Regions from separate parts of the Homo sapiens genome. Here all the other regions are linked to region 2. Evidence: chromatin contacts called from ENCODE Hi-C data. All regions are on one chromosome and are shown on one strand. Each heading gives the region's core, a stretch centred on a gene start or an enhancer-like site at or near the end of the contact. The rest is flanking DNA. Distances are from core to core; before and after follow the strand shown.

Evidence for each region. A loop is a pair of places that touch in the nucleus more often than their neighbours do. Pooled maps may share reads with other maps.
Region 1: a loop to region 2 is called in a pooled map, with 4 times the contacts of the local background. The contact joins the promoter of TSHZ2 here to the promoter of PFDN4 in region 2. A Hi-C loop is called at or near these places in 4 of 50 pooled maps.
Region 3: a pooled map shows a loop between it and region 2 (6-fold over the local background). The contact joins the enhancer-like site here to the promoter of PFDN4 in region 2. A Hi-C loop is called at or near these places in 4 of 50 pooled maps.

The regions. Positions count from the first base shown.
Region 1 is chr20:52,971,003-52,973,702 of GRCh38, reverse strand. It overlaps TSHZ2 (teashirt zinc finger homeobox 2), which reads right to left and starts at 1,345. Exons shown (of 3, transcript NM_173485.6): 1 at 370-1,345. The coding sequence starts at 409.
Region 2 is chr20:54,206,687-54,209,386 of GRCh38, reverse strand. It overlaps PFDN4 (prefoldin subunit 4), which reads right to left and starts at 1,300. Exons shown (of 4, transcript NM_002623.4): 1 at 1,263-1,300. The coding sequence starts at 1,286. LOC124904937 (a long non-coding RNA gene) reads left to right here and starts at 1,346. Exons shown (of 2, transcript XR_007067669.1): 1 at 1,346-1,430; 2 at 2,331-2,441. RefSeq lists enhancers at 269-1,085, 1,226-1,545, 1,086-1,903 and a silencer at 966-1,235.
Region 3 is chr20:52,408,886-52,411,585 of GRCh38, reverse strand. All of the region lies in intron 4 of LOC105372666 (a long non-coding RNA gene), which reads right to left. Among named protein-coding and RNA genes, the nearest start is that of LINC01524, 210 kb to the left of the region's middle. Within about 2 kb of position 1,270, at least 5 of the 41 ENCODE cell types and tissues checked have a DNase peak (open chromatin) inside an H3K27ac peak, as active enhancers do.

The sequences.
Region 1 (2,700 bases), core at 96-2,595, 1.2 Mb after region 2:
GACCACGCAGAGGGATGCAGGGGTGGAGGGGCTGTCTCCCTACTCCGCACCCCAAATCCTCAATCCGACTTTGGCCCGAGAGGCAAGAAACAGACTGGAAGAAAGTTAGGGGTGGGGTAGAGGGTGGAGGAAAGAAAGTTTAAGGAGGAAAGGCTTGGTGGGATAGCTCACCCCAACCCAACCGGAGCTTGGAAGGGGAGGATTTGGGAGACCAGAGAAGGCGAGAGAGGACGGGGTTATTAGAAGGGCACCCGGCGCAAACTCCCCCGAAAGCTTAAGTGGGTGGTGCCCCCGGGCACCCAGGGGCAAGGAGGGCGGGCGAGGAGCTCGGCGCACAGGGCAGCCCCGAAGCGGAGCCGTTTCTCTTACCTGCCGCCCGCTTGGGTGCCTGCTGTTTTCTCCTCGGCATCCTCTACTTCGCTCCAGTCCCACTTCTGGCGCCCCAGCCCCGAGCCGCGCGCTGGGGCCCGCTGTCTCTCTGGCCTCTCTGGGTCTCCTCCGCCTCTTGCCCGGTGGCTCCTAGGACGTCACTCGGCCTCTGTCCCCCTGACGATCCCCCCTGCAACTCCTCCACCACGGGCCAGAGACCCCCCTCTCTGGGTGGCAGACACGGGTGGCTTGTGCCGGCTGCTTTGAAGTAGAGGTTGGTTCTGCCTTGTTTGTTTGTTTGTTTATTTTGAATTTTTTTTCCTCTCTCTTTTTTGTTTTTGCTTTTGGAATTTTTTTGGTTTTGTTTTTGCGGTTTTTTTTTTTTTTGGTGACTGTTGAGACACTTGATTTCTTTATTAAACATCCAAGCCCGGGTTCGGATGGAAGGGACGAGGGGCGCACACGCGCCACAGGCACACTCGCGCGTAAAGATAAGGAAAAAAAAAAGGCAATCCTGGGAAGGTAGTGGGTTTCTTCTTTTTCTTCTTCTTCCTTCTCCTCTTTCCCTCCTCCTCCTCCTCCTCCACCTCCTCCTCCACCTCCTCCTTCTTTTCTTCCTCCTCCTCCTCCTCCTCCTCGCCGATCTCTATGGCGGATTCGTGCCGGGGGGAGAGCGATCACTCACTGTAGGTTTGTGGCTGCTGTCAGATCCCCGTCTGTGAGTGATATGCGAGAGGACAGGAGCGGGTTTTGGAAAGACAGAAAATCTGGAATTCACTCACTCACACACACACACAGACACACACACAGACACTCACACACGCACTCACACGCGCACGCACCCCCGCTTCCTCGCACACACACACTCACACCCCCCACATATGCACACACACACAAACACACACACACACCCTCGCACACACACACAAGACAGGGCGAGGCGATGCCAGCAAACATCGATCCCGCTGAACAAACTGAACATTAACAAACTCCTCCTCCTCCTCCTCTCCCCGCGACCTGATGACAGGGAGAAATTTACTCCCCAGCCGCAGAGCGCCAGGCAGCGGGAGCCTATTAAAGGGACAGCGTCCCGCAGGGGAGAGGGGCTGGGGGCGGGGGCCCCGGCGCGCCGGCCCAGGCCCCTCTGTGCGCCCTCTCCGCCGGGGCGAGGGCGTGCCCACCGGGCGCGGGGACACCCCTCCGGGAGGCGGAAGGGGCGGGGGCGGGAGGAAAGGAGGTGAGGAGGGAAGGGGTGCGGGAGAAAAGGAGGCAGTGTGATGATGGCTGAACTCTGAAGCTGGGAGGCTGTGGAGGGAGATTCAGGGGGGCCAGGTTGGCTGACCAGCAGGGACCATGCACAATCTTAGGAGAGGGAGAACTTAGGTTTGCTCGGGGCTGGGAAGGGGGAGGGGACCTTATCCAGTGAGGATCTCCATCCTGTAAGTCTTAACCTGCCCCCACCAAAATGTGCTCCCCACGACCCCTTCAATTTAGTGCCCCTGTCCCTCCCACTTTCTCGCTAATCAATGGGTGGTCACAAAAACAAAAATCTCCCTTCTGTCTACTTTAAGGTCTAATCATATACTCCTCTTTTTGTTTCCTTTGAAGAATGTTTATTGAGCATCTACTATGTGCCTATTCTGGAGACACAGAGGCCACAGAGAAAGGGAAGGTGGTGGCCATGTTGGTATTTATATTCTAATGGGGGAGTGCAGACAAGTGCCCCCCAGCTATCCAATCTTTGCTTAAATGTCCCCTTTTCCCAAAGGTCTACCTCACCTAAAATACACACACACACACACACACACACTCCCTGCCCCATTTCTCCATTTTGTTATTCCCCAGTGAGCTGATCAGTGAGTGTCACACAGGTTATAGACAGTTTTCTATTCTGTTGATTGTACAAGTTCCCCTCTTGAATGTAAGCTCCAATGGAAGGAAGGATTTTTGCCTCTTTGTTCTCTTATATCCCCAAGTGCTGGCAAAGCACAAGACATATAATAAGTGCCCAGTAAAATATTTGTTGAATGAATGAAAAGTAAGCAAGCAAATAAACAGGATACTTTGAGTGATTCGCTCCATGAAGACGTTAAGCTGAGTGCTGTAATAGTGTCTAAAAGGGGGTGGGTGGCTCTAGATTCAATGTAGGATATGGCATTTGAGCACAGAGAGATTGAAACAAACATGTGATTATTGAGTTCTGCTATCGGCCAGGCACCTTTTGAGGTGTTGGGGGCAAGTCTGTGAACAAGGTGAACCTAGACCATGCCCTCAAGGAGTGCTCCTTCCAGTGAGAGGGCAAAGCAACTGAGGGCATTTGATGCAGGCTGG
Region 2 (2,700 bases), core at 51-2,550:
TACACCAGGCACAGATGGCATAGACTATGTGGTACTGGATAGGGGCAAAGCAAAGAAGTTCTAATGTGGTCTTAAAAGTGGAATGAACGCAAATCCCTCCAGCCAAGAGATTCTCATCAAAGACCCCCTATAGCAGTTTAAAACACAGACTCCGGAGTCAGAATGCCTGTGTTTAAATGCTAGCTTTGCCTCCGCGCCTGTTTTCTCATTGTTAAATAAGGATAAAAACAGTATCTCCCTCAAAGAACATAAAATAAACAATACACGCAAAACAACTTACAGCTGTACCTAGCACACTGTAAAGCTCCCCAAATTATCAGCCGTTATCTCCTTCCCCCTCTCCAATTTTCTTTTTCTTCTATCTGACTATCTTTACACATCTGGGAAGGCTCACGGGATTAAAAACCCCACATGGAAGTTTAGCCGGCTTAGTGGTTACACAGGCGTGCTTTGAGAAAAACAAAAACAAACCTGAGTTTGAACTCCAGCTCTGCTTCTTACTAGCTGAGTCACTTTAGGGCCTCTAACTGCTCTGTGTCTAAGTTTCTCTACCTGCAAAGTGGAGAGGAACCCATTGCACTTGCTGAGTTGCGGGGAGGATAACAGATAAACGGCCGGCTGCTGGGCCCGGCACATCTTCCATTCTCAATAAATACTGGTTTTAGCCTGAAGGACTCAGGGGCATCAAGCGTGGAAATGGGCAGCTCCAGGTTGGACACAGGGTCTCTGGGGCCTGCTAATCTGGGGATGCAGGAACCTGCTGTCCCCGTTATGAGCTGCGTAACCTCGGGCAGGTGACTCCCCATCTCTGGGCCTCAGTTTCCTCACCCGTAACCACGCTCCCAGCAGCAGCTACCCATAACCAGTGAGGCTAATGCGATCATGCCGGTGCAACGCCCGAGTCAAGGCCAACCACACTCAACGGGACCTTCGGCTTCCCACACCTCAGGGGCGAGGCCGGGGCTGCAGGTTCCTCAGACTCCCCGGGGGCACCCTCGGCATCGCGGGAGGCGGACCTGCGTCCTTCGAGGCTCCCGGCCCCAGCCCCGGCGCCCCGCCTCGGCTGGCCAGGTGCCTAGGAAAACGCTCAGGGCGCCAGGCGCGAGCAGGCCTTGCCGCGGGACCGCTCTCAGGGCCTCGGCCTCGGCCTCGGGTCCCACGCCGGGCTTCGGAGCTGCGCACCCCCAGCATCCCGCGCCCGGGCCCCAGCGGCCGAGATCCGGCGCCGCCCGAGCATCCAGAGCCCCGAGCTCCCCACTCACCGCCTTCTTCATGGTGGCCGCCATCTTGGGACTGGACTACCGCAGGCGGCGGGGAGGGCCGCAATGGCGCGCTTCGCCCCCGAGCGTTCTCTCGCTCCCGGTCGGCCTAGAACTCCCCGCAAAAATACAACACTGTCTCCACATTCCGTCCTCTTGGACTTTTGGCCAGTGAGTCCAAACGGCTGGGACGTAGGGAGGAAATGTGACCTGGAAGGACTTGGTACATGCCAATTAAAGGGACAGGCAACCCCCGTGGACCGACATAAACACGGGGGTGTGGCGAACGGCTCCGGCCGCGGGCAGCAGGGGGCGCGCCCAAGGCTCAGCGCGGCGGGGCCCAGCTGGGGCAGGATCAAAGGGCTCGGGGAATTTTTCTCCATCCGTCCCACAGACTTGCATTGAGAAAGCTAACCTACCTGTAAAACAGCTAGGAACGAATGGCCTTGGCAAATAGGGTGTGAGATTTATGTGCCATGATAATTCAGGTGGTGTAAAGGAGGTACTCCTATCTTTTAATGTAATTTTTTTTTAATTTAAATTCGGGGGGTATGTGTGCCGGTTTATTACATGGATATACTGCATGGTGCTAAGGTTTGGGTTTCTAATGATCCCGTTGCCCAAGTAGTGAACATAGTACCCCACAGGTAATTTTTCAACCCCTTTCCCCTGCCTCCTTCCCCGTTTTTGGAATCCGTAGCATTTATTGTTCCCACCTTTATGTCCACGAGTACCCAGTGTTTAGCTGTCACTCATAAGTGGGAACATGAGTGGTTGGTTTTCTGTTTCTGTGTTAATTCACTTAGGATAATGATGTCCAGCTGCATCCATGTTGCTGCAAAGGACATGATTTTGTTCTTTTTTATGGCTGCATAGTATTCCATGGTGTATATGGACCACATTTTCTTTATCCTATCCACCACTGATGGGCATCTGGGTTGATTCCATGCCTTTGCTGTTGTGACTAGGCAATCCTATTAATTAATTTACAGCAATATTACTGAACAATTACTGTATATTCTGACACTTGTGTCTCCCAATTAGTAATTTTTTTTTTTTTTTTTGCCTTAGGACCTCTTTATACTCCTGGAAATTACTGAGGACTCCAAAGAACTTTTGTTTATGTGGGTTATTTATCGATATTTGCTGTATTAGAAATTAAAGCAGAATTTTTAAAATGTATTTATTAATTCATTTAAAATAATATAAAACTCCATTCCATGGTAATAAAAATCACACTTTAAAAATAACTATATTTTCTAAGACAAAAATAAATTGAGAAGATTGTCATCATTTTACATTTTCACTGATCTCTTTAATATCAGGCTTAATGGAAGGTTACATTCTCATGTCTACTTCTGCATTCAGTCTCTCCAAATACACTGTTTAGTTGCCTAGTTGTAGGTATGAAAAACCCCAGCCTCATACAAATCATGTAGTT
Region 3 (2,700 bases), core at 21-2,520, 1.8 Mb after region 2:
CCTTTGATTGCACTAAACAGTCAACTCAAGCTGTCTTTATTTTTTTTTTTTTTATAGCTACATTCATTTCTGAGCTGAAAGGCTTCTTCATGTAATTTCATCTTGCCGCCATCCAAGAGGGGGATGCTACAACACAATCCTCCTCTCCGATGGGATTTTAGTCAATCACATCTACAATACAGCTTGACCTCTGCTTTCAACTGGGGCAGGCGTGGACGCTGGGGATGGCTCCTGGGTCACAGCACAGCAAGCTGCTGCCATGCTCAAGGCAGTAATCAGCTCACGGATTTCAGCCCAACTCCTGGGGGCTGGAGATGCCAAAATGTGCCCCAAACTACCTGTCAGCAATTAGGAGCCCAGGAAACAGGGACTAGGCTTGCCTGATGGGAAGACATTTAAAGCATCAGAAAGGCTGACAATCCTCACGTAAGGGTGGGCCTGGTGTGGGGGTGGCAAAAGGGCGACTCATAAACCACCAAATGACAGAGTCCAAATTGCTCCATAATGATGATGCGATGCATCCCTTGACACCAGGGATGAAGTCGGACCACATGTAACAGAAGCCAACAGAAATTGAGAAAAGCTCGGTGTCAGATGAAAAGCAGTGATCAGTCTCGACAGGATCTGTTCTACTCCATTTTACCCGGTGCACGTTCTGGAAGCAAACACCCGCCAGCAGTGTATTCTTTTTCCCCCAAAGTTCAACGGGTGAGATGTGAACACAGGCAGTAAAAAGCCCTGAATGTCTGTGGCTTGTAGGGGTCGTAATTCTTTCTCACAAAGTTACCTTTCCTGTTTCTATGAATTACTCTTACATTCTTGTAAGAGATATGGTTTGAGGTATTTATGGTGCATTCAATTCAGCTATCATTGATTTATTGAACGAAACCAGCTCGGGGATATGATGGAAAGGCCCCAATTCCAAAAACTCTTACATCTCCGCACGAAGAGCATTTTCTGCCCTGTTGGCCTCCTGCAGATGACCAGCCGAGATAAACAGAGGGCACCCACTCTCTGTTGCAATGTGCATGGTGATGTGAAGGAATCAATCAGACAAAAGCAGATTATTACAGTGTCTGCGAGAGATCAAACAGTGCTGGCATTCGCACCCACACACGCCTGATTTACAGGCGAGCTGATAAAGTGCTGCAGCTCACTGTCAGGAGAACATGACAACTCCTTGAGCTTGTGGATAAATTATTGCTGAAGCCCATGATAACATTTCTCCACCTAGCAACCAAACATAACAGGATGTGGCTTTTAGTACGAGGAGCCAAATGATACAAAGACAAGACGCCCAGGAGCTCTCAGAGCTCTGAAGGCACATTCTAAGATGCAATTGTGAAATCGCAGCCTCGTGAAAACACATGTGAAATCTATTTTGTAATTAATAACCATGCAGAGGATACCCAGACCTTTCCTATCCATGCAGATGCAAAGAAGAATGTGCCCTCTTTTATGATGAATATTGCTGGAGCCAAAAGTTATCTCCCTCTGAGCTCTGTGCCTGGGACTGTGCTGCTTTATGTGAATCCAAGTGGGGCCCCAAAGTGTGGAACCTGTCCTGTATACCTGCTGATAAGTGCAGTCAACTTGGAGTCAGCTGGGCCCATAGAATAAAACAACATTGAATCCCACAGTGAGAAAAATTGCCCCCTTTCTGGTTCTTTATTGACTTTCCCAATAACATCAAGGAGGGCTGCAGTGTGGCACTAGTATGTCTCAAACACCCTCTAAAAGTGAAAAATGTATTTTTTAAACAAAGAAAGGGAGACTGTGTCTAGCTAGAATTTGTAAAAACCAACATTGTTTAGCTTTCACAATTTTCATTCAAGTCACCATCTTTTCCATGTGACATTGTTTTCCAACTAATGGAGGTGATATCCAGTGTCTGTTTAAAACAAATTTACTTGAGACATGAACCGTATGAGGGCAGGAACTTTTGCCCTATTTGTAAACTGCTAGACCCTCGAAACCTCAACAGTTTCTAGAAAATAGACTGTCAATAAATATTTATCTAATGAAATTTATTAAACGAAAATATCAAGTAAGTGATAGTAGAAATGGTGCCAACGTAGCAGGATTTGTGATGAGCGCACAAGATGAGATAGAAACATAGCAAAATACGTGAAAGTGGTACTCAAACAATTAGTGTTGACGAATGGGACAAATGCTCCTTTGATGTTCTTTGTAAGCCTATGAGGCAGGAACTATTATTTACTTTTCAGGTAAGGAAAATGATACTCAAAGATATTAGGTAACTCATTCAGAACCACAAGCCTCTATGTGGCCGAATATGAATTCAGCCTGAGCACCTAGTCTTAGAGGTAAGCTCTGAGGTGCTCCATTCAACTTCTTCCCTCTCACCTAAAGAACTACATTGTGAAGTATCTGCTATTGCCCCCTCTTCACATGAAAGAAAACTGACTTTAATGAACCTGCCCAACATCATGCGGTGATCACGGGCTGGGATTCAAACCCAGGACTGCTTGGCTGACGGCTTCCACTAGGCTATTCTGTCCTCAAAGAAACTTGCCCCAAATGATCATACAAGCAGCTAGAAATTAGATTTTAACTGGTATCTAATTAAAACTCTGGGTCACACCTACCTTGAGTGCTCTAAATGTGTTCCAGAGAACAGAAACATCATTTGATCAATAAAACAGAAAATTAGCTCAGCACCTAAATGCATTTGAGACA